2 separate regions of the Homo sapiens genome follow, and region 2 is linked to region 1. The links are chromatin loops, found by intact Hi-C in ENCODE. Cell type or tissue: mammary epithelial cell. All regions are shown on one strand. Each heading gives the region's core, and the rest is flanking DNA. Links, peaks and the distances in the headings are about the cores only.

Region 1 (11,469 bases), core at 1,457-9,456:
TCTGGGAGGCTCTGTGACTCATGATGAATGAACAATCCTCTGTGATAACATTCCTTACCCATAAGTGTATTCAGACCACTTAGTAACCCTCAGTTCATTTAGAACACTATGCCTCTGTTTCCAAGGAAGCCTCACCCCATGGCAAGCCTCCTTCAGGATTCTCCCAGGAAGCAACAGAAGAGATCCCTGTGCCTGTGAAATAGAAATGGCTCTAATGGGGAGGCGTAAATAGGAAGCAGACCAAGGCTCACAGCAAAGAACCCAATTTGTTGGAGCAGAACAGAACCATTCTACAAATTCCTACATTTTTCTAACTCACAGCATGTGAGAAGAAAATCAATAGCAATCAAGTTTTATCATTCCCATTTTACCAATGAGGAAACTAAGGCACAAAGAGGTTAAGTGACTTGCCCAAAATCACACAGCTAGTAGGTAGGAAAGCCAAGATTCTCAAACCTAGGAATCAAACGAAAAGAGCAAATTATCAACTATTTTGCTTGGCTGCCTTCCCCAAATCAAATGTGTAGTTTCTGGGAGTCAGATCACAAAATTCTATCTGACTATATGACTTTTGATCAAAATTGGCCATCCTTTCTTCCATTTTAAAATATTTAATTGACAAAGATTGAATATATTCAAGGTGTACAATGTGATTTGATATACACTGTGTAACAATTACCACAATCAAATTAACACACTCCATCACCATTCATACTGTACATTAGATCCCCAGAACTTAGTCCTCTTTAACTTAAACTCTGTACCCTTTGACCAACATGTCTCATTTCCCCCAGCCCCCCGGCAATCACTGTTCTATTCTCTGGTTTTATGACTGTTTTAGATTTCACATGTAAGTGAGGTCAAACAGTATTTGTCTTTCTGTGTCTGGCTTATTTCACTTAGCATAACATCTCCCAGGTTCATCCATGTTGTCACAAATGGCAGGATTTCCTTCTTTTTTAAGGCTGAATAACATTCCACTGTATATATGGACCAAAATTTCTTTATCCATTCATCCATCAATGGATACTTAGGTTGTTTCCATATCTTGACTATTGTGAATTATGCTGCAATGAACACAAAAGTGTGAATGTCTCTTCAAGATACTAAGATCATTCCCTTTGGGTATATACTCAGAAGTGGGACTGCAGGATCATGTGGTAGTTCTATTTTTGATTTTTGTTTTTAGAATCTTCATACTGTTTTCCATAATGGTTATGCAATTTATATTCCCAATGGTTTACAAGGATTCCCTTTTTTCCATACCACTGCCAACACTTTTTCTCATCAACTTATTTGTGTTTATTAAGAACTCTAAGGGAAGCTAAAGCCAGCCCTCTTCCACCAGCATGGTAAACGCTCATAGTTAATAATGTCTCTTCTGGAGAATTCTCTCTTCTTATGACATGAGAGGCCATATTCAGTGTAAAAACACAAGGACATCAGACTTACTTGGATTTAAATTTTGGCTCCTCTCTCTAGTGAACAGGTAAATGTAAAAATCTGGTCAGAATAAATCCTAATTTGCAGGGTAGTTATAAAAGTTTGATGACAGGACATAGATGAAAACACTGAAAATGCAGTCTTACATATTTAAAAAACCCTTTTTTCTCTCCTGACCCTTCTCTTCACTTCCAGAATGCACTGCTGAGCCTCTGAAGTTTGTGTGATAGAAGTTGGTTACTCATTAGTAGTTTTTGTTAAATTTTTCACCTACATAGCAGCAAAAAAAAAAGAAAAGAAAAAAAAACCCAAAAAGGTGGTTCTTCAAATCTTCATGTTTTATCTTCACAAAAAATTTGCATCTTTAAACAATAAAAGTTATTTAATATAAAAACGTTTTATATTTACCTCCAACTAAATTGATTTGCTTTATCTTGAAAGTTTCAAGAATATTTGTTTTAGGAAGATTTTCCATGATATATGGTGACTTTACTTCCACACTGCCACATTACCATTTGCTCTCCAATATGAAGGCTCTTAAAAATAATGCATGAAAGTATGAAGACTTAGGATTTCAAAGAGGTTCTTCACATTTCAATTATTATTCTGTCCTGTTTGCACCATCTTAACATCTTGGGGTCTACTCTACAACGAGGCCCAGTTTGCAGTTTTAGTTCCAAAAAATTTTAACTATGTATTTTTCACCCAAGAAAATTATTACTTTTCAGCATCTCAGCAGTGAGCTTCCTGGCCACTTGTAGGCTAAGCAGATACTAGCTGTGATCTTGCTTTTACAGAAAAGTCTCTGGTACAGCTACAAGGGTAAATGTAAATAGTGCAAATCTGAAAATACTTTTCCAGTAAAAATAGAACATTGGCCAAGGATGATCCTAAGTACACTGCAATGACAGAAGATAGAGTTTTTAAAAATCATTTGAAAAGACAAAACATATTAATCCAAAGAAGCCAAAGGATTTAATTCAGCTATACTAACAGAATGTGGCTGCTTTAAAATATTATAGATTGGTGCAAAAGTAATTGTACTTTTTGCTATTAAAAGTAATGACAATTACTTTTACTTTTGCATCAAATAATCAGTCCTTAAAATGTATTTTTATAAATAGCATCATTTACTTTTGCACCAAATAATAATTCAGTCCTTAAAATGTATATTTATAAAATAGCATCATTTACTTCAGACAACTTTTTGTTGTTAGGTAATGCCACAATACTCCCTTTTGTTATGCCATATACATTTGTATGTTATTCGAAGGTCCCTGGATGTTGTACATAGCTTGAGTAACATGTAAGGTCACTGAAATCTTGTTTTCATTATTTTGTCATCAAAATATCCTTGCCAAACATTTTTTGCTAAAACTCTCTCTCCTGGAAGGCAGGGTGGGAAGTCCTTCTTGCTTTTAAGATCCTGGCCCATAGTACAGTGAGCCATAGACAGGTAAGAAATAACTTTTGCAGCCGGGCATGGTGGCCCACACCTGTAATCCCCACACTTTGGGAGGCCGAGGTGGGTGGATCACTTGAGGTCAGGAGTTCAAGACCAGCCAGGTCAACATAGCAAAACCCTGTCTCTACTAAAAATACAAAAATTAGCTGGGTGTGGTGGCATGCACCTGTAATTCCAGCTACTTGGGAAGCAGAGGTTGCAGTGAGCTGAGATTGCACCACTGCACTCCAGCATGGGTGACGGAGTGAGACTGTCTCAAAAAAAAAATAACTTTTGCTTTCTGAAGTTCTTTTCTGAAGCATGCATATAGGAATGGATTATTTTCAGCAATCCATGTGGACTGAGGAATAAAAAGTTACAGAACTTCAATTCAACAAATATTATCTGAAACCCCACTACTGTTACAGAAATAACAGGAAAGACAGGCCTGTTCTCCCGGAACTGACAGTCGGAGGGGAAAAAGAAGGAAGGATGCTGTTCAAATACAAAGGAAGGGGATCTTACCCAGGCTGGATGGGAGGTGAGTATGAGGAGTCAGAAAAGGCCTCCTGGAGGCAGGAACATCACCTGAAGGATGAGGAGGCATCAATAAATACAACAGGCCAATATAAGGGATGGTGTTAGGCTGCAGACAGAGCAGGAGGCGGCATCAGACCTGCCTCTGTAACAACAAGGACCTGACCTCGTACAAGCCATTTGACCATTTTTGCTCTCATTTTCCTTATCTATAACATGGGATGGCTAAGATGTCAGTTAACCTTAACTCTTGCTGTGCATCAAAATCACCTGAGCACCTTCTAAAAAGAATGGCTCCTTCCTCTGAAAGGTCGTTTCAGGTGGTGGGACCTCAGTGCTTCTTTCATGAGCTCTCCAGATGATGCTAATCTGCAGCCAGGGCTGAGAACCACTGGATGAGATGAGCTCTCAGGACCCTGACATCTCAGGTCTGTGGTTCACTACCCCTGGTGCACAATAACATCTTCTGGGAGCTTTTAGAAATCCCAGTGGAGGCTGCATTCCAATAATTAAACCAGATCTCTGGAGGTGGCCTCAGGCATCAGTAATTTCAAAGTTCCCAGAATGATGCCAAGCTACAACCAAGGTTGACAACTACTGTTCTGGGCCCTCTTAATACTTCAGTTCCCTATTATGGTCAATGAAGGATGGGAAAATTAAAAAGAAAACTACATTGAATTAACAAGAAAACTAAATGCCAAAGGCCACCGAAGGATCTTAAACGGGACTGTACCACACATGGCTGTGTGCATCAACCAGTGGGAAATGCCCAATCCAAAATGCTCTCAGGTCTAAATTTAAGATTCAATGGAATACTTCTATAAAATGGCTCCACGGTGTGTTCTCTGCAATACTTAGTTAGAAATTGATTTGCATGGTTGACTGTAATATGAACATTACATTCCCTACCCCCGAGGTTACTTAAATCCACTTATTAGGCAATGGTGAACTAAACAAACAGTAATTAGAAACACTCCAGACTACCTTTTAAATCTGTTGCTAAATTATGTTTTTCCTGCACCAAAGCCCATACACACAGCATGTCCACAAGCATCACAAAACCAAAGCCTCAGAAATATTTACACTAATAAGGGCATAAGCTACCTCTGGGCCTTCACACTGGATTCTGCAGGGAAGTAAGGGCTGCCTTAGAAGAAGACTATTCATTACTGTTATTTCTCACATCTGGGTAAATAAAGCACTGCCCCCATGTGGTTAGAAATCCCAGGTGAAAATGAACTCTCCAGGGGTCTGGAAATGAAGAATACCTCTGATAGACTGTCTCATTTCCTGAAATGAGTCAGAAATGAAAGTAATTCCTCAGAAAAGAACATCTGCACTATGGCACAGCTTATAAAATAATGCCAGATGATACCTGTGGCTAAGAAGCTGGCCCCAGAGAAGAAGGGAGGGCCTGGGAACAGCACCAGAGCCTCTGCATTGCACTTAATCTCAAGGCTGCCGCTGTTAGCTTGGAGGGTCTGCAAATCCAATGAGCGGCCAGGCGTCCTGGTCTCCACCATAAATCTTGATTAGCAGTAAGACTGCTCACATTCCATTAGAGAGCTGGCCCCTTGCCAATGGGTGGAAGCAGCCAGAAAGGATGCATGTGCTGCCCTGAGCACGGAAATAGCAATTCTTACAAGAAAAATTGTTTTCCTTAGCTAAAAATAGTCTATGCCCGTTAATGATCCAGACAGACCTTTCTTCCTGGGGAGGACTATGACCTAATGTTGCCAAGGAAAGCCCTTTCCCTTCCTATTATTGCAGGAAGAAGAGGTATTGGCATGTGGTCAGGTACTGGAGGACAGGAAAGAATGAAATGCCTTTCACAACAACTCTTGTAAAGACCAATAAACAGGAAGGTGAAAAACAAAGATGGTTTTCACCAAGATCAGAGCCCAGTTATTCTTCTTAGGTAGCTCTTCATTATTTTTTTCATCCTGGTTAAGTATGTATGTATGTATTTTATTTATTTATTTATTTAATTTTTGAGACAGGGTCTCACTCTGTCACCCAGACTGGAATGCAGCGGTGCAATTTCAGCTCACTGCAACCTCCACCTACCAGGTCCAAGCAATTCTCCTGCCTCAGGCTCTCGAGTAGCTGGGATTACAGGCATGTACCACCACACCTGGCTAATTTTTGTATTTTTGTAGAGATGGGGTTTCACCATGTTGGCCAGGCTGGTCTTGGAATCCTAACCTCAAGTGATCTGCCTGCCTTGGCTTCCCAAAGTGCTGGGATTACAGGCATGAGCCACTGTGCCCAGACCTGGGTTTGTAAAAGGAATCCAGCACTACTGTTTGTAATGGAGTAGTGGGGGAACTGGAAACAATCTACACGCCTGTTAATAGGTGATTAGGTAAATTATAGTACATACACAATGGAATACTATGTAGTTATTTAAAAGCCTAATCTGTGTGCAGATATAGAGATATCTGTACTCTCTCTGACACACTAATACATTAAAAAATGCACCTGGCCTTTTTAAACATTTGTGTAAATGATTTTAAAGAAGTTTCCTAAAATAGGAGAGGGTTGGGAGAGAGAGTTATTTTTCTTTTATACCCTTCAATACAGTTTTGACTTATCTTTTCATATACCTGTACCCTTCCCCTTTTAATAATAGGCACTAAATAAGTGGAGGGCTATTTCCGGTTTCTTCTTTATGCTAGCCTCTTCATACATAATTTACAACAAGTAAGTGCTATTTTTTTTGAGATGGGAGTCTTGCTCTGTTGCCCAGACTGGAGCACACTGGCATGTTCTCAGCTCACTGTAACCTCCACCTCCCTGGTTCAAGCGATTCTCCTGCCTCAGCCTCCCGAGTAGCTGGGATTACAGGTGCCCGCCACCATGCCTGGCTAATTTTTATATTTTTAGTAGAGACGGGGTTTCACCACACTGGCCAGGCTGGTCTCAAACTCCTGACCCTCAAGTGATCCACCCGCCTCGGCCTCCCAAAGTGCTGGGATTATAGGCGTGAGCCACCATGCCTGGCTAGTAAGTGCTATTTTAAATAGATGTTATGGAATCATAACTCCCCAAAAATCAGATGTGGAAGCCCTAACCCAAAGTACCTCAAAATGTGACTGGATTTGGAAAAGACAGGGTCTTTAAAGAGGTGATTAAGTTGAAAATGAGAGTGTGAGAGTGTGCCCTAATCCAATCAGACTGGTGTCCTTAAAAGAGGAAGAAATTTGGACACAGAAAGATACCAGAGTGCATGCCCACAGAGGAAAGACCATGTGAGGGCACAGAAAAGGTGGTCGTTAGCAAGCCTCAGGAGAAACCAAATGTATTGACACCTTGACCTTGGACTTCCTAGCCTCCAGAACTGTGAGAAAATAAGTGTCTGTTGTTTAACAACCCAGTCTAAAGTATTCTGTCATGGCAGCCCCAGCAAACTAATATAACAGATAAATAGATGGATGATTCAATTCAAATAGCACAACATGGATACAGTCACCCACAAGAGTCTTCAACAGGTGAAAAGCCCACTATGTCCACCGTGATGCTGATGGCCTCATCTGCTTTGTGAAGAAACAGGAGTTACTGACTAAATCATGTTCACCCTGTTAAGTGGCTCAAGCTGGGACCTGAATGGGTTTCCCACTTCGTCATTTTTAACAAACCCCATAACTCAAAGAACTAGAGCCATATTATACACACACACACACACACACACACACACACACACACACTTGTTTTTTGAGACAGGGTCTTGTTCTGTCACCCAGGCTGGAGGGCAGTGGCACAATCTTGGCTCACGGCAACCTCCACTTCCTGGGATCAAGCAATCCTCCTGCCTCAGCCTTTCAAGTAGCTCGAACTACAAGTGCATGCTACCACGCTCAGCTAATTTTTTAACGTTTTTGTAGAGATGAGGTCTCACTATATTACCAGGCTAAGCCTCATATATTTTATTAGTGACTTTTAAAAGCTTGGCTTATAGTCAAAAGGCTGATAACTAAGAAAAGGGAAAGTGTCACAGTAATATTAATTCAATTTTTTAAAAAAAGACTTGGCACCAATGTTTAAAACAAGTATGGAAAAACAAATGATATGCCATATTTATGTGCCAACCTAATCTTTTATACTTTAATACATACGGTCTCAGACCACAATGCAATATATTTTTAAAAGTATGGTAATCCAGGGCTAAAATTTCTTTATAAAATCTTATAGATTTTTACAAATTTATGAATATTTTTAAAAACTGGAGTTTAGAGATCAATGACATAGAACCACAGACTTTGCCTATAGAATCTTTAAGCTATAAAGGCTTAACCTATAAACCTATAGTCTTTAACTTGCAAAGATTTGTAAGTGGGTTAAGATGCAGACAACTGAAAAGATCACAACCCAAAGATAAATATGTGGTACAGGCAGTTCAGGCTACAGACATTCAGAGGAAGGTGGAATCACTTTTGCCTTGAATGGCCAGGGGAAGTTTCACCAAGGATATAGGGTCTAAGCCAATCTGGGATTAGAAATAAAAGCTAAGGAGAAGTGATTTATGTTCAGGTCTGCCTTATCCTTGAGTATATTGTTCTGAAGGCAAGAACTGTGTCCCTAAGATCCTAACAGTGCCTGGCAAATAGTAGGCATCTGCCAGCTGGGGCAGGGAAACAGGTGAACACACAGCATGCTCATGTTAGGGTAGGTCTATACTGCAGGATTTTTGTAAGGAAGTTGCAGGACATAAGATTTAAAAAGTTGGAGCCAACCTGCAGGTACACTGAGGTTTGCGCTTTATCCCTACACAGTATAGAGTCTACGAAGGTGTTTCTGAAGGAGAAAAGCACATGATGGGGCCAGCAGTGATGTGCAGAATGGACTGGAGGTGGTAGAGAAATGACAAGAATCGGGAAGGTTAACTGGATGATCAGCTGGGTAAAGTCTCAGCTTCCTAATCTGTAAAATAGGCATCATACTACCTCTGTTCATAGGGCTGCTGTGAATATTAAATGGAATAAGGATGGTAAGGTACATAACACGAGGTCTGACAGTAAGCACTCAAGACATAACTGCTATCATTATCATTTATTATTATCATTCCACACTGCAAGATATAGAAGAAAATGAGCAAGAACAAATGTGAGGTGTGGAGCCAGGGTATATAGGTCACTTCAGGGTCTCCTCAAGTCCCTTACACAGAATGGTAAGGCCATCTGTCTTTTTGGAAATGGAGTGTGCTATATTTATTCCTTAGTTCTCCATAACTTCGTATTTCAATACAGTAGATCCAACACGGGAGGAAGAGATGTCTGAAATGATCTTTAAAATCGAGACTACAAAATCAACTTTACGTTGCTTTTATATAAAAGTCACTATACAGATTAATGCCAATCAGTTTTGAAACACAAAATTAATGGACTCAGCTATAAATCCAGGAAAACCATTTTCATAATGAAAATGCCAATGCCTTAATTTAAGAATGGAATTGCCAACATAAAAGACTTACAGTCAATGAGGAATTGCTCCTTTCACTCATAAATGACAGAGCCTGATAACTCTGAATTGTTTCTGAAACTCTGATGATCAGAAATTGTTGAGAATATAAGCTACAGGATTTTTCCAACTGCACAATTACCACTTGATATTGGAGCTCACAGCCTCAGACCAAATTTGGTGTGTTGGCTTTGTACGTTCCTTTCTCTAATTCTTATTATCAGGGACCCAAGGTCTTATATTTAGTGTCATGATACAGATATGAAGTTCAACTGAAGATAATAGCACTTTGTCTAATACAAAACAATGCTAACTTTTTTTGTATATTTGATCTTAGAAGCAAGATTTACTGTACCACAAAAAATTTTTTGTATTTACATAAATATGTATGTATCCACAGTCAGGTTTCACCAACTAACCATTGGTAAAATTAATGTTTCAGATGTCTGTGCTATTCCTACTCTCAATATTAATCATCTATTTTAAAACTTTACTCTTTGGTCCATGACAGGTTGCCACACTTACTATATCAATGGTGGGTGTATTACTTCTTAAAATTAATAAAAGCCAACCCCCCAAAAAATTATCCAAAGGGACTAAATAAGACATAACTGATTACTTTTACCAGAGTCAACAGAAACTTTCCAAGAAACAAAGAGGCCAAGATGAAGAGAACAATCAACTGTCAAACCAATTAGTAGGCCAAGGACAGAGTAGGATAAGGAATGCAAACTTATCAGCATAATTTCCAGTTCACAGGCATTAGCCAAGACATACATGTATTCAACACTCGAATAACACATCTTAGAAGGAAAGAGCAGAGCACAAAATCAGGAATCAAGATGTGGGAAGAAGAAAAAATTCCTTTAAGGAGAGAATAAAGCCTGAAGACAACATGCAGCAGGTAATGGGGTGACCAGCAGCTAAATCAAGAGATATGAGCTATAACCCCTCATTACACCCACCAAGCTGGTTTCCTCGGTTTCCTTCCGAATGTTCCTTAACTTTTCTAAGTCTTAGAATCTTTAGGTTTAGTTTGAACAGGGAAGATGATATGATATCCAAAGGTCTCCTCCAGCTCTGATAACAGACTGGGAGTTTGTTTAGACGATGAACAGATACGTTTAAAGGGGAAAAAATAGGCTACTTTTATTTCAGTGACTTGAAGTTCACAAGAATGAAATTTCACAGAAGGGAGCCAAGCTGTCAGCACGCACAGTGAACACAGCCCTAAAGCATTTGTCAAACCAAGGCCTCTGAAATGAGTACAAACACCTGGATGGTGTGCATGTTACCTGCCACATAACCTCAGCCTCAGCCACAATCCCTTTGCCTCTGACCCTCCTTGGCTCTTCCCAGTTGGATACACTCACTTCTCAGCCCCCATTCTTCATGTAATCCTGCCAGAGGCAAGTTGTACACACATCTATAAAAAGTTAGGAGAGGTTTAAGGTGAAACAGGCAATGGAAATCCTTGGTGCAGCTCCTAACCTTGAGAATAGCACAGTAGGTAACAATTATTAGTGTCCTAAAAGGACATTTTAGGACAGGCAGGGCAGCTCACGACTGTGATCCCAGCATTTTAGAAGGCCAAGGTGAGAAGAATGCTTGAGGCCAGGAGTTTAAGACCAACCCAGGCAACAAAATGAGATCCCATCTCTCCAGGAAAAAAAAAAAAAAAAAAAAAAGGCCAGGCCAGGCATGATGGTTGTAGTCCCAGCTATTCAGGAGGCTGAGGTGAGAGAATCACTTGAGCCCAGGAATTCAAAGTTGCAGTGATCGCACCACTGTACTCCAGCCTGGGTGACAGAGAAAGACTCTGTCTCTCAAGATAAAAAATAGAACATCTTGTACCGGCCCCTGTTAGAATGCGTGCCCCAGTAATTTCACTTCTCAAGAACTTCACAAAATAATGTGAAATATAGACAAATATTTATACCTACAAATCTCTCTCAATATTATTTATAACAGCAAAAAAATCTGATGCATGCTAGATCTGCAACAATCAAGGAATGATTATGCAAATTATACCTCAAGTTAAGTTCCCCTCCTACATGATCCCATAGACCATGTACTTGCCCCTCTACAGGACTCAACCTGCCTACTAATTGGCCATTTCCTCCAACAGGTCCTGAAGGACAAAAGCCATGTTTTGTTCACTACTTTCGCCACAAAGTATAGTTTATAATAAGCACAAACTAAATATCTGTTGAATGTCTTCTGGAAAACACCTTTAAGTAAATTTTATGTGATGGAATGTTATTCAGCCATTAAATGTGGTTTGTGAAGCCTTCTTAAATATAGGGAGTGCTGATGATGAAAAGCTCTGGAAAGCCGGGCGCAGTGGCTCACGCCTGTAATCCCAGCACTCTGGGAGGCCGAGCCGGGCAGATCACCTGAGGTTGGGAGTTTGAGACCACCCTGACCAACATGGAGAAACCCTGTCTCTACTAAAAATACAAAATTAGCCAGGTGTGGTGGCACACACCTGTAATCCCAGCTGCTCGGGAGGCTGAGGCAAGAGAATTGCTTGAAGCCAGGAGGCGGAGATTGCGGTGAGCCAGAGATCGCGCCATTGCACTCCAGCC
Region 2 (11,469 bases), core at 1,596-9,595, 150 kb before region 1:
TATGGTCCAGGAAAAAAGGTTGATGACCTACAGTTCACAAACTTTATCAATTGGTAATTTACCTGGTACATACTGTCCACTGTTGAACTCACCAGCCATTAAAATCGATGCAGAGAACTTTGGAATATTTTTAGATAATACTGTTCAGCTGAGATTTCACATCTCTTATCTTTGTATGTCCCTGTTATGTGAGGTGCTAGTTTGCCATCATTCAATATCTTCAGATTGTGCTTGAATAACACAATAGTATTAACAACTGAATTATCTTGGTTCTTGGACCTCTTGAAGTTTCTCTATTTCTATGACTTTTCTTTGGAATCAATCTCCCTGTAATCGTTTGAAACTCTCAACTTTAAATCTTTATGGTTTGGTCTGAAAGTTTTACCCCTGGTCTGAAAGTTTTACCCCTAGTCTTCATTAACTTTTTAATAAATATACATATATATACATTTTCTGAGTTTCACTCAAGAGAAAGCTATGGGGAAAAAATGTCTCTAGCAGCTTGATTTAAATGACACCAAAGCACCTGATTGATCCTGAAGTTATAAAGAAATAAAAATTTTAAAAATGACACCAAACAGAATTAAGTCACAAGAAAAACCCTTTTAAAGATGAAGTGCATTTTTAAACAAGTAAAGCAGAACTTGCCTGCATGTGGTATGGTTACCCAGGTCAGAGTACGGGTTTCCCTTGCTTTTGTTTTTGAAGTCTGCGACTTTGAAGATGGAGAGAGTGTTGTTGATGTACCCTTCCATGGTGTAGGAAGTGTGGTCCCCGTAGGGAGGGACGGAGAAGGACCAGTAGTACACTAGGCGGGGGATCATGTCCGACGTGAAAGCTATGATCATGGCCTATTTTGGGAGAAAAACAAAGCGAAAATGAAGTTATAGTTTTTTGTTTTTGAGACGGAGTCTCGCTCTTGCTGCCCAGGCTGCATGGCACGATCTCGGCTCACTGCAACCTCCACCTCTTGGGTTCAAAAAATTCTCCTGCCTCAGCCTCCTGAGTAGCTGGGATTACAGGCACGTGCCACCACGCCTGGCTAATTTTTGTACTTTTAGTAGAGACAGGGTTTTGTCATGTTGGCCAGGCTGGTCTTGAACTCCTGGTCTCGAACTCCTGGTCTCAGGTGATCTGCCCACCTCAGCCTCCCAAAGTGCTGGGATTACAGGCGTGAGCCACTGCACCTGGCCGAAGTTATAGTTTGTATAGGTCAGGTTAACAAATATGCCAGAATTACTATTTTCATCGTGTCAATTTTTTTTAAAGATTCAGAAATCTTAATTTTTTCTTAACTGCAAAATATATGCAGATAGTGAGATAAGATCTTGCTCTGTTGCCCAGGCTGGAGTGCACTGGCATGATCACAGCTCACTGTAACCTCGAACTCCTTGGTTCAAGTGATCCTCCTGAGTAGCTAGAATTACAGGTACACTCCACCATGCCTGGCTAATCTTTAAACATTTTTTGTAGAGATAGGGTCTTACTATGTTGTCTAGCCTAGTCTGGAACTCCTGGCCTCAAGCAATCCTCTCAGCCTCTCCAAGTGCTGGGATTATAGGTACGAGCCACTGATCTCAGCCTAGAAGACTTGCACATGTAATCAGAGTCAACATTATGAAAATAATTGAGCTTTATATAATTGATTTAGCTCTTTTCATAAACACAGAAGGTAAACTGCATGTTTTCCTTGATCTAAATTTAAATAATGACCTCTAAGTTCACTTTTTTCCTGTATAGTATTATGACTTGTTTACACAAGTCAAACCATGACCTGATTTGTTTTAAACTCTCAGTACATGGTTATGTTTGTTGCTTCATTATAGAGTGTGAGCATTTATTAATTTTAACAAAATTTGGGTAGTAGAATTATATTGGGGTTGTCCCATTCATAGTCAAACAATAATGTCTGTTTAGTCTGATCTAGTATCTAAGTCTCTAAACTTCAAAAAGATTAAGTGGATGAAGTTATGAAAATTATAAGTTGAACAACAACATACAGAAAATTTAGTATGTTCCTAGATAAAAGGAGTAAATATGGGCCAATCATAAACCTGTGTATCAGAGAGACATCTATTAGGAGGTAAAGCTATTCTGAATTATATGAATTTTCTCTAAAATTCTTTAATTTGGGCTTTAAACTCTCCAGTGTGTAAAACTGGTTGGAAGGAAGGAGAAAGGATTTTTACTTTAAACCAAATTCTATGTGAATAAAACAGCTAAATGATTGTCATTGATGAAGCAGAAAAGTAGACATGTTTTTGGCTTAACATGATTTTTAATAGTATTCATCTGAACATATGGTTTAGGCATAGTGAGACCACAAACCAAATCTCAGGCAAAGCAAGAAAAAACAATTAGGGGGCTTTTCTATTACAAAATTTCCCTCACTAGAACCAGCTTTGTCATTTCCTCTGATGTGAAAAATGTACATATACATATGAGTGTGTTTCTGCCTGTCAGTACTGGGGAGCCACACGAATATTTTACCTTTTTTCCCTCAGATTTCAATAGATTAAATTTTGCTATTATCATTTAACTCAACTATATCTTTTTATAGAATCACTGGCAGATGTGCATCAGAAGCTACAAAAAATTCCAACAAGGAAGATAATTCTATTGTCTTCTGACAAGATACTTTTCTTCCTGAATTGAGCTGCTCTGAGAGACATGCTGCAAGAGCACAAATAAATGCAGTGTGTTTCATTTCCCATGCTGTTCTGCACACAGTTTTCCATTTATATAAAAATAAATTAAAATTGGTCTTCAATAACAGATGCTCTGGCATGATACAACAATGTCAATTCAGCTTATTTATTGAACCAGCAGCTTTAAAATGAATGATTTTATACCAAATTCCTGCTTGATGCCCACTCTCATCCTGGTGGTTATTCTCTTTTTGTAGACAGTAGGTTGTGAGATACACACTGGGTGTTTGAGGGAATAAGACACACATTTAATGCTTGCACAAGCACACATATAAACATAGATGTCTATGTATGTGGATGTATAACTGCCATCTTGGAAGTATAACAAATCCTAATATGGAAAAAGGGATTGCCCATAGTTTAATCAATGTCACAAATCTAATAAGCAGTTTTCCTAGGTTAAGTGATAAGAAAAAGCCATTATTGGATAAGAACCAATAGCACCAATTAGCCAGAGTGAATGTCTGTACACATACACACACTGAGTCGCCTTGGAAACAGCCAATCCTCCATCTGTGCTCATGGAGTAGAGCCATGGCATGGATGCTGGGAAAAGGTACCTAATACAATCAATCTAGAATGCTTGAGGAATAGGGAGAGTTTGAGTCAACTGAATTTTCTGGTTAGTTGAAGGTAAAATAAAAACCCTTTTAGTTTCAAACTTTGTTGCTGAAAATTTTCTTAAAGCACACAAGTCCATGTTCTTGTCCAGCTTAGTGTACTAGAGCATATTGAACGTGCTGTCATGTTCATTGTTTTATGACTGAGGAACTTGAAAGGCCTCACTGCCATTTTTCTAAACAGCAGTCTTCATTTTGCAGCACAGTAGATGTTGAAGGTGTGGGGTACCTGGGTGAAAGGAAACTGACATACCCCAGTAGTTGGTTTTTGTGTGCGATTTGCAACTTTCTCCAAATAGTACAGATAGCATGCAATTCAGATAAATGTACGGTTCTGGGGTAGGGATGACAGCTAGGTTCCAGATAACTTGTTTTATTGTATAAAACTGTAACCATTGTCCAGACAGTGGTTGCTTTTGGAATTCCTGTGCCTCCAATTGGGGTACCTGTCAGAGTCCTCACAGCGTTACTGTTAATAACAATGATGAGTAATGAAGATGATAAAATAACAGCAGCTAACATTCAATAGAAACGAGGCTTCATGCATTAACTCAATGAATTCCCTAACACTGTGGTTGGTATGTACTATTCTTATGATATGTGGTAGGGAATTAATAATTTTACAAATAATAAAATAGGGCTCTGGAGTGGTAAGGCCTGGCTCAAGATCATGCAGCTCAGAGCTACAGTGCTGGGAAGTGGAGTTCGGGTCTACCTGACTCTAGAGCCTACAGTGCTCAGTAACTTCCCTCATCCAGAGCCTAAACTACAGGCACTGCCAACTTCTGTTGTTTTGGCTGGGGACTCAGGGAAGATGTGGCTTAAGAAAACAAAACTGGGGAATCACTTTGTTAGGGAGGTTCACCTGGGAGTGAGACTGTCAGTGAAATATGGGAGGAAATGGCCCTAGTTTTGGGATACTTCTTGGGAAGGTGGTCCTCTAATGGGCTGGCATGAAAATTGCATTGCCTGAGAACTTCCTGTGTGCCTGTACATAAAAATGACACTGTTCAGATGGCCCATAATCAATGAATACAGGCTGTAAACAACTGAGTTCTGTCCCCTCACAGCTGGGATACATACAGGGCATGAGGCTGCTTCAGCCAATGACCAAAGCATGGTGAGCAAAGACCTAAGGGTGGGGTGGGAAGGGTGATGAAACCCACCCACCTTCCTCCTTTAAGAGCTGCTGCTCTGGAGTCAAGGAAGGTAATTAGGAGTGCACAAAGTGTTTATACTTCACCATCAGAGTCAATATTTTAGGGTGATGCTTTGGAATATGTAGTAGTAAAATATGGTAGAATGATCTTATTTTAGGGCCCTCAAACTCTAAATGAACAGATTTCTACCCACATTATAAAAAAAACATTTTCTGATAACTCCTTTTATAGTTATGTGAGGATTAAAAGTGTTAGTACTTCTTATCATTACCATATTTCATACTGAATAAAAACTTTAGCAAATGAGCAATAACAGTACCTGTATAGGAGGTCTTGACAGTTAAAAATAATTATATACAAAATGAAAATACATTTAACAAGTGGTTATATATAGCAACTATATCATTTATGTGGATGACAGACTTAGCATCTTCCTCTCATTTTAAAAAACACTAAACATTTGATTCCTTAGGTAGCAAATCTAATGCATCTTCAAGGTCTTTACTCTGTAAAGCTTAGGTCTACTCACATTGGTCACCACAGCCAGAATTGCTATTCCTTGCATGATGGGCTGCCATGCTCCAATGTCTTGGGCTTTCTCTGGTACCAGGCGTCTAAACTGGGTGGTCAGTTTCCATGCGTCCACTCTTATTTCCAATATATTGTTCACGAGAGCCAACAGAGGGGCCAGTGGAAAAGAGGCCACAAATAAGGTGACGAACCCAAACTGAATAACTGTCAATGGAATGGACACACATCATGGAGTGGTGGTGGATGGAAGGACAACATATTTTCCTTTACTCTTGAAAGAGAAAGGCAAACGAACTAAATCCCAGAGAGAAAACACATCTGTGGTAAATAATAATTTAGTGTTCAACAGTGAAAGAATTCAAACAAAACACAAATATAAAATCTCTGGAAAGAAGATTAATTATAGCCTGTTTCTTTCACATGTATACACTTAATAGGAACAATATATTTAGACATCTTTAGTCAACCAGAATTATTCGCTGGTAATAAACTTGAGACATCATAAGCATATTATTCATTCTCAGTGTTGAAATAGAATGTTGAAAGAAGATTTGTGGTTTAGGATTTTTTTTTTAAGAAAAAAGAAATATTGTGGCATTATCTAACAAGTTAAAGACAAAAAGAAATGGACCCATGGGAAGGCTATACTTAGAGAACGTTAGAAGAAATATGCTGAGAACAAGCAAATGAGTGAGCTCCCCTGAGTCTGCAAATGCAAATGCAGTGCATTCAGAGAATTTGACAGTAATAGAAATCACAGAAATATATGTGATAAAAGTGTCTTAATAAATTATAATATCCTTCCTTAAGAATCTTGAAGTTAGTTGCAGTCCTTGTGGTCATAATAAGTCAAAATTTGAGTGGTGGCTTAGAAGTTCTTTTCTCCTTGTTTGTAATTGACACGGCCTTATTAAAAATGGGGCAGCAGAGATTTTGGGGTAAGTGATACCACGGAGAGGAAGAAGTAAGAAAATATCCTCAAGTTTTAGACCCTGCCCTCCTAACTGGCAGACCTTCAGAGGAAACATCTACAGATATGTAACTAAAACTGTGGATGGGAGGAAAACATAGAGTTCCATTAGGCCTCATGCTCAGACAAGGGGCAGGGATGACTCTGTCAGGAAGGGCAAGGCTGTGGAGGGTGTGGCGAGGCAAGCAGAGCTGGCATTTGCTTCTGGTCAGAGAGCCAAAGGGCATGTTGCAGAAGAGCAGACAGGGCTAGAAGGATCCAGTAAGTCCCACAGGCCAGGCAGGAACACTCATGCAGAGAAGTCAGCCAGGCAAGGACCAGAGTTGGTGATGCTACAGAGTCATGAGCAGCAGCAATAAGCAGTGATGTCAACTTCCCTATGACTCACCCAACCCTAAATAACTCATCAGCCCGCAGGGCATGCAAGTAATAGCCATGTGTGGAGTCAGCCCGTCAACTGTGGTAAACTAGCAAGCGTGTGTCCTATGGAAAGGGACAGCTCATAGTTGCCATGTTGGAATGAGGGCTCCATGTTGCCAGATCTCCTGATTGTTCAAGAGAAGCCAGAGATTAGGATTATGTTATCAGTAAACCTTGTTAAAAATCCAAAAGAGAAAAGATACCATTTATAATGACAACAAAAGCATAAACTATTTAGAAATAAATTAATGAGAAAACTAAGACCACTATGATAATTGACTTAAGAAAAAACAAATAATGATGAATGAATGAGTGGTAGGATGTGCCAAACTCTTGATTGGGCAAACTTGAATTCAGGGACATATCAAATTTTTTTTCCACAAAATAATTTAGAATTCTAATGTAAATTCTGTTAGTAATCCCAAATGGATTTAAGAAAAAAAAGCTGACAGGTCAGCCAGGCATGGCAGCTAATCTCTGTAATCCCAGCACTTTGGGAGGCTGAGGCGGGAGGATTATTTGAGCCCAGGAGTTTGAGACCAGCCTAGGCAACATACCCTGTCTCTACAAAAAATACAAAAATTAGCTGGGCATGGTGGTACGAGCCTGTAGTCTCAGCTACCCAGGAGGATGAGGTGGGAGGATTGCTTTAGATGAGGAGGCGGAGGTTGCAGTGAGCCGGGATTGTGCCACTGCACTCCAGCCTGGGCAACAGGGCGAGACCCTGTCTTTCAAAGAAAGAAAAGAAAAGCTGAAAAGTGATACTAAAGTTCTTCAAGAAATATAAACAGGTAAAATAATGAACAGGGATGTTTGCATAGACAGTATTGGGAACATTGTGAAAAAATAAAATGGGATAGCTCTGGGAGATATTGAGTGTATTATAATGCTATGGTAATTGAAACAGTTTAGAACTAGTATATGAATAGATAGTATGAATTAACCAGGGTGAATTTTAAGAGGAGATGCAAATATTCATGGGTTTTTATATATTATAAAGTGATACTTTGAAGCAGTGGATGCAAGTATTGACACAGCTAGCTAAGTCATGGGAAAAATTGGTATGGGGCCATCACTTCTGACACCAAAATAAATTCCAGATGGATTAAAAATATTATATTAAAAATAAAACACCAGAAAAAGCCCATATAATTTGTTCTGATATTCAAGTGAGAAAAATTTTATAAGCAACTTTTGAAACCAAGAATAACAACAACAAAAAGTCAACGCAAAACACCCACTGAAAAAAAAACAACCCTTGCCTGCAACTTTTTCATAATCCTATACTGCTCTCTAATGCTTTCTCTGCTTGCTTCTACATGTTACAGTTGAGTTTTCTGAAGGAAGTGTCCACCTTCACAACAAGTGGTAGAGTAACTACTCCCTGAAGCCCCGCATCCTGCTGAGACCCTCACCACTGCACTGGACCTACTCTTGCTAACTTTGCCAGTGGCTGCATGTTCATAAGCTGATGTTCCTTTTCAGTCCTGATTTTTGTGATTTCTTGTAACATGGCCATAAGAAATGTACGGCCAAGATTTATGTGACATGGTCAAACAGTCCCCCTGCTGTGGAATATTTGTTTCCCCTTGATTTCTTTTTTACTTAGTTTTAAAAAGTCAAAATATATATTGAAAAACAAAAAAACTAAAAAAGCCCTACCTAGCTATAGCACTGCTTCCACTTCCCAACCCAGGTCTAGCAATTAGGACTTGTGTAGGTGCTGGCTCTTCCTTTCTTCCCCCTCTGTATTTCCCATTATGCCCCTTTTCCATCATGTCCAAATTCCTCTGAAGCAACGTTATCATCTCCCAAGCCTTCTCTGTGTTGACACAACTCTGCTAGACTTCTTCCCACTGCTCTGCTCTTCTTTTTCTTTGTGAGCCTCCCTCACTCTTCACTCTTCAAATGTCCCTTTACCCCCGGGCCTCATCATCAATTCTCTGTCCATCTCTCTTGATATTCCTGCTAGGCATGCCTGATTCACCCTCGTGGCCTCACCCATGGCTCCTCTGAGCTCCTGACTGTTGTGTCCAACTTTCTAATGGACATTGCCTTTCAGATGTTTTCATGCTAAAAATATCCAACACTTAGGCATTTCCTAGAGAACAGCTCCTCTCCTTATGTTCTGCCCTGCATATATGGTCTCCTGGAAGTTATCTTAATTTTATTCCTCATCTGCTATGCAATTCACCGCTTTAACACTTACCAAATCCATCTCCCTCTCTCTACTCCTATGCCCACTATTTAGGCACCTATCACTTGTTGTCTGGGTTACCTGCTGTAGCCTCCTAAATCATCTCCCTCCCACCACGAATCTCATCCAAAATATTATCTTCCATTCTGCTGCGTGATTGATCTTATTCCACATAAATGTTATGCAGTTATCTTGTTTACAAATATTCCAGTGGATCCTAATTTCTTTAAGAATAAAGTTCAAGTCCTCAGGCTAAGCACACCAGACCCATCATGATATGGCCCCTGCCTACCTGATATTCCCACCTGTGAGTCCTTTGTTCACTTGCCATTCTTTGATCAAGCTATTGTACTTTTAAATATGTCCACCTCTCCACACAAAATGTCCATTCTCTTCACCATACTTTAGATAACTAACTTCCATTCACCCTTCAAAATCCAGTTCAAATATCACCTGCTCAAGGAAGTCTGATTAGCATTCTCCTTAACCATGCACCAAGCGCTGAGCTCCGTGAGGGGAGGGACCAAGTGCCCTGGTATCCCCAGCAACTGAGAGTGTTTGGCACAGCAAGTGCTTAATAAATGTTTAATGGATGAATGAGTGAATGAATGAATGAACAAATGAAGAGCTGGAGGACTGCAAATCCTCCCAATTACCTAGTTGCCCTTTTGGAAAGCTCATCCTGCAAAGGTTAGGAGACTTCATGGCAGGTGATGGGCTCGAACCAAGCAGAGATGAGAGCATGAAGGGAAGAAGGCCTGAGTCCTGGAGAGTGCAGCAGAGGCATCGGTGGGTTCAGCATAGGAGGAAGAAAAAGAAAGGGGTACGAGGAGCTGCTGAAGAATAGCTGATCTTCATTACATGGAGAAAATCATATATGAAGGTCATTGTTTTAGCAGATTTTAAAAAATTAACTTGGAGACAGATGAAAGTGAGATCAAGGTACCACGGCAAGGGTGGAAGAGGCAGTGCCAGAGACAAACAGGGCCCACTCATCACTTCAGTGCACTCTGTTTATGGCACTTGCCCACCAGGAAGGCCTCATCAAGTTCTCAGGACACCTGTGTCTGCAGTACATTACTGAGTACAAAACAGTATTTATGGCTTCCAGGTTTGAATACAGACAACTACGTTTATTATGTTCTGTGTCTGTGTACTTGGAGTCAGGAACACTCTTAGAGAAGCAATTTGGGTTAACAGCTCAGAGTTACTCCAATAATCTCAAAGGATGGTGGGAAATTCACTAAATAAAAAACGTTTCACTCAAACAGGTCATACAGAACTTGGTGAGAAGTGGGTGAAGGATGTTAATGTGAAATCAACTAACAGTTTTATATGTGTGTTGGAGCTCCAAGTTCAAGTTGCTTAAATGTTTATGAGTATAAGGTTCCAGGCACTGGCGCTCTAGCAGAGGACGCAGTAGCTGCCTCCATCGGGCTCGGTGCAATGGGGAGAGAGGCAGGCACAGAGCGTATACCACCACGGCAGGCAGCAGGTGCTGCTAACACCTAGAAGAAAAGAGCAGCAAAGCTGTCTGAAAAGTTCAGGGGCCCAGCTGAGGCTCAGCAGGACTTGTCAGGTAGGAAAGAAGGAAAGAGAGTTGAGCCTGGGTGCAAGGCCAAGCAAGCCTGGAGGCTTGCTTTCCGGAAGATGTTTCCCTTAAGCAGTTAGAGCCACAATTTAAAAGGTAGATGGTGGTGTTGTTAAGGAATATGGGGAAATGGGAAGGAGGGGACTGTGTGGTGGTGAGACCAATACCAAAGGCACTCAATGTTTATTTCTAGGGAAATGAAAACAATTCAAAAGGCACTTGGAAATTATGTCTCTCACAGACTAGAAGGACAAAACACAGATTTCACTCTCCTGTTGCCCACACAGTGACAGACTGCCTACTCCCAGAAATTCAGAAATCAAGTTTTCTAAGTCATTAGATACTATTTAGATAACAGGAAAACAACCTAATAAACCTAAAAATCTGTCTATAACAGCTGTTATTCTATACTTTCTTGTAGGGCAGGATGAGGCAGAATTATTTGGTTGATAACTATTTTAAAGAGCCTATGAAACTCTAAAAGTCCTATCAACTTCTCCCCAAAGCACATGACCATATAACTTTCCCTTCTGATGTCATTTATTTGACTAATCAACTACAGAAAAATAACTTTTTAAAAATAATAAATGACATTCTGCCCCAGGATTTTTAAAAATGCTGTTAATAGTTCCAATAAGAAATATTTACAATTATGACTCATTTTTGAACAACAGGTAATTGTCTTACAGTCCTTCTGAAAATCAGCAGAATAATAACTAACTAAGGACAGCTTCTACATATGTACTGCAGCTACACCCTTAATAAAACCTGGTCACAAAACATAACAAAGCAAAAATGAAATTCAAAACAGGCTCCAGGCTGCTGCAAAGTACTGTTGACTAAAGAAGCCACAAGATGAACCTTTTACTCATTGAAGGAAGCAGATGTGTTTCCATGTATAATGTATATTTTTAAAAGCAATTATTTTATATATAGAATGTGATTTAATAAAAACCACCTTCTAACTGCAGACTTGTAAACAGGAACCACAAAGGGGTGTCTTTGCCAACATGCAAAGCCCTGTGCATAAATGCAAAGCCTGTCAACAAAAATGATGTGTTTCTTTTTCTATTCTCCTAAGCTTAAAAAAAACTGTAATTGAATGCAATGGTTAGCTGAAAGGGCACAGATAAAAACCATGTAAATTGTTAGCCATCTATTAGATATAAGCGTGTCATGCATAATACAAAAGGTGGTGTTTCCTATGGAAATCTATTTTGAGATGCTTCCGTTTAAAGGCAACTGAGAGGTCAAAATCAAGTTCTACTGAAA

What was found. Hi-C counts contacts between places; a loop is a spot of excess contacts. Peaks named below come from ENCODE experiments on the same cell type or tissue, not always from the same donor. Only the 100,000 strongest peaks of a DNase experiment are listed, where the experiment ranks them.
Region 2: it touches region 1 in a loop (7-fold over the local background); 2 of 110 quality-filtered maps call a loop at or near these places.

Annotation. Positions count from the first base shown.
Region 1 is chr12:45,262,468-45,273,936 of GRCh38, reverse strand. All of the region lies in intron 1 of ANO6 (anoctamin 6), which reads right to left. Among named protein-coding and RNA genes, the nearest start is that of ANO6, 52 kb to the right of the region's middle. In mammary epithelial cell, for the core only: a CTCF peak has its summit at 4,652 (motif pointing left); a DNase peak (open chromatin) is centred at 4,776; H3K4me3 peaks cover 211 bases; H3K27ac peaks cover 2,821 bases.
Region 2 is chr12:45,410,453-45,421,921 of GRCh38, reverse strand. ANO6 (anoctamin 6) reads right to left here. Exons shown (of 20, transcript NM_001025356.3): 17 at 5,018-5,223; 18 at 649-851. All of the region lies in intron 5 of LOC105369743 (a long non-coding RNA gene), which reads left to right. Among named protein-coding and RNA genes, the nearest start is that of ANO6, 200 kb to the right of the region's middle. In mammary epithelial cell, for the core only: no CTCF peak of the experiment used is centred there; a DNase peak (open chromatin) is centred at 6,361; H3K27ac peaks cover 1,030 bases.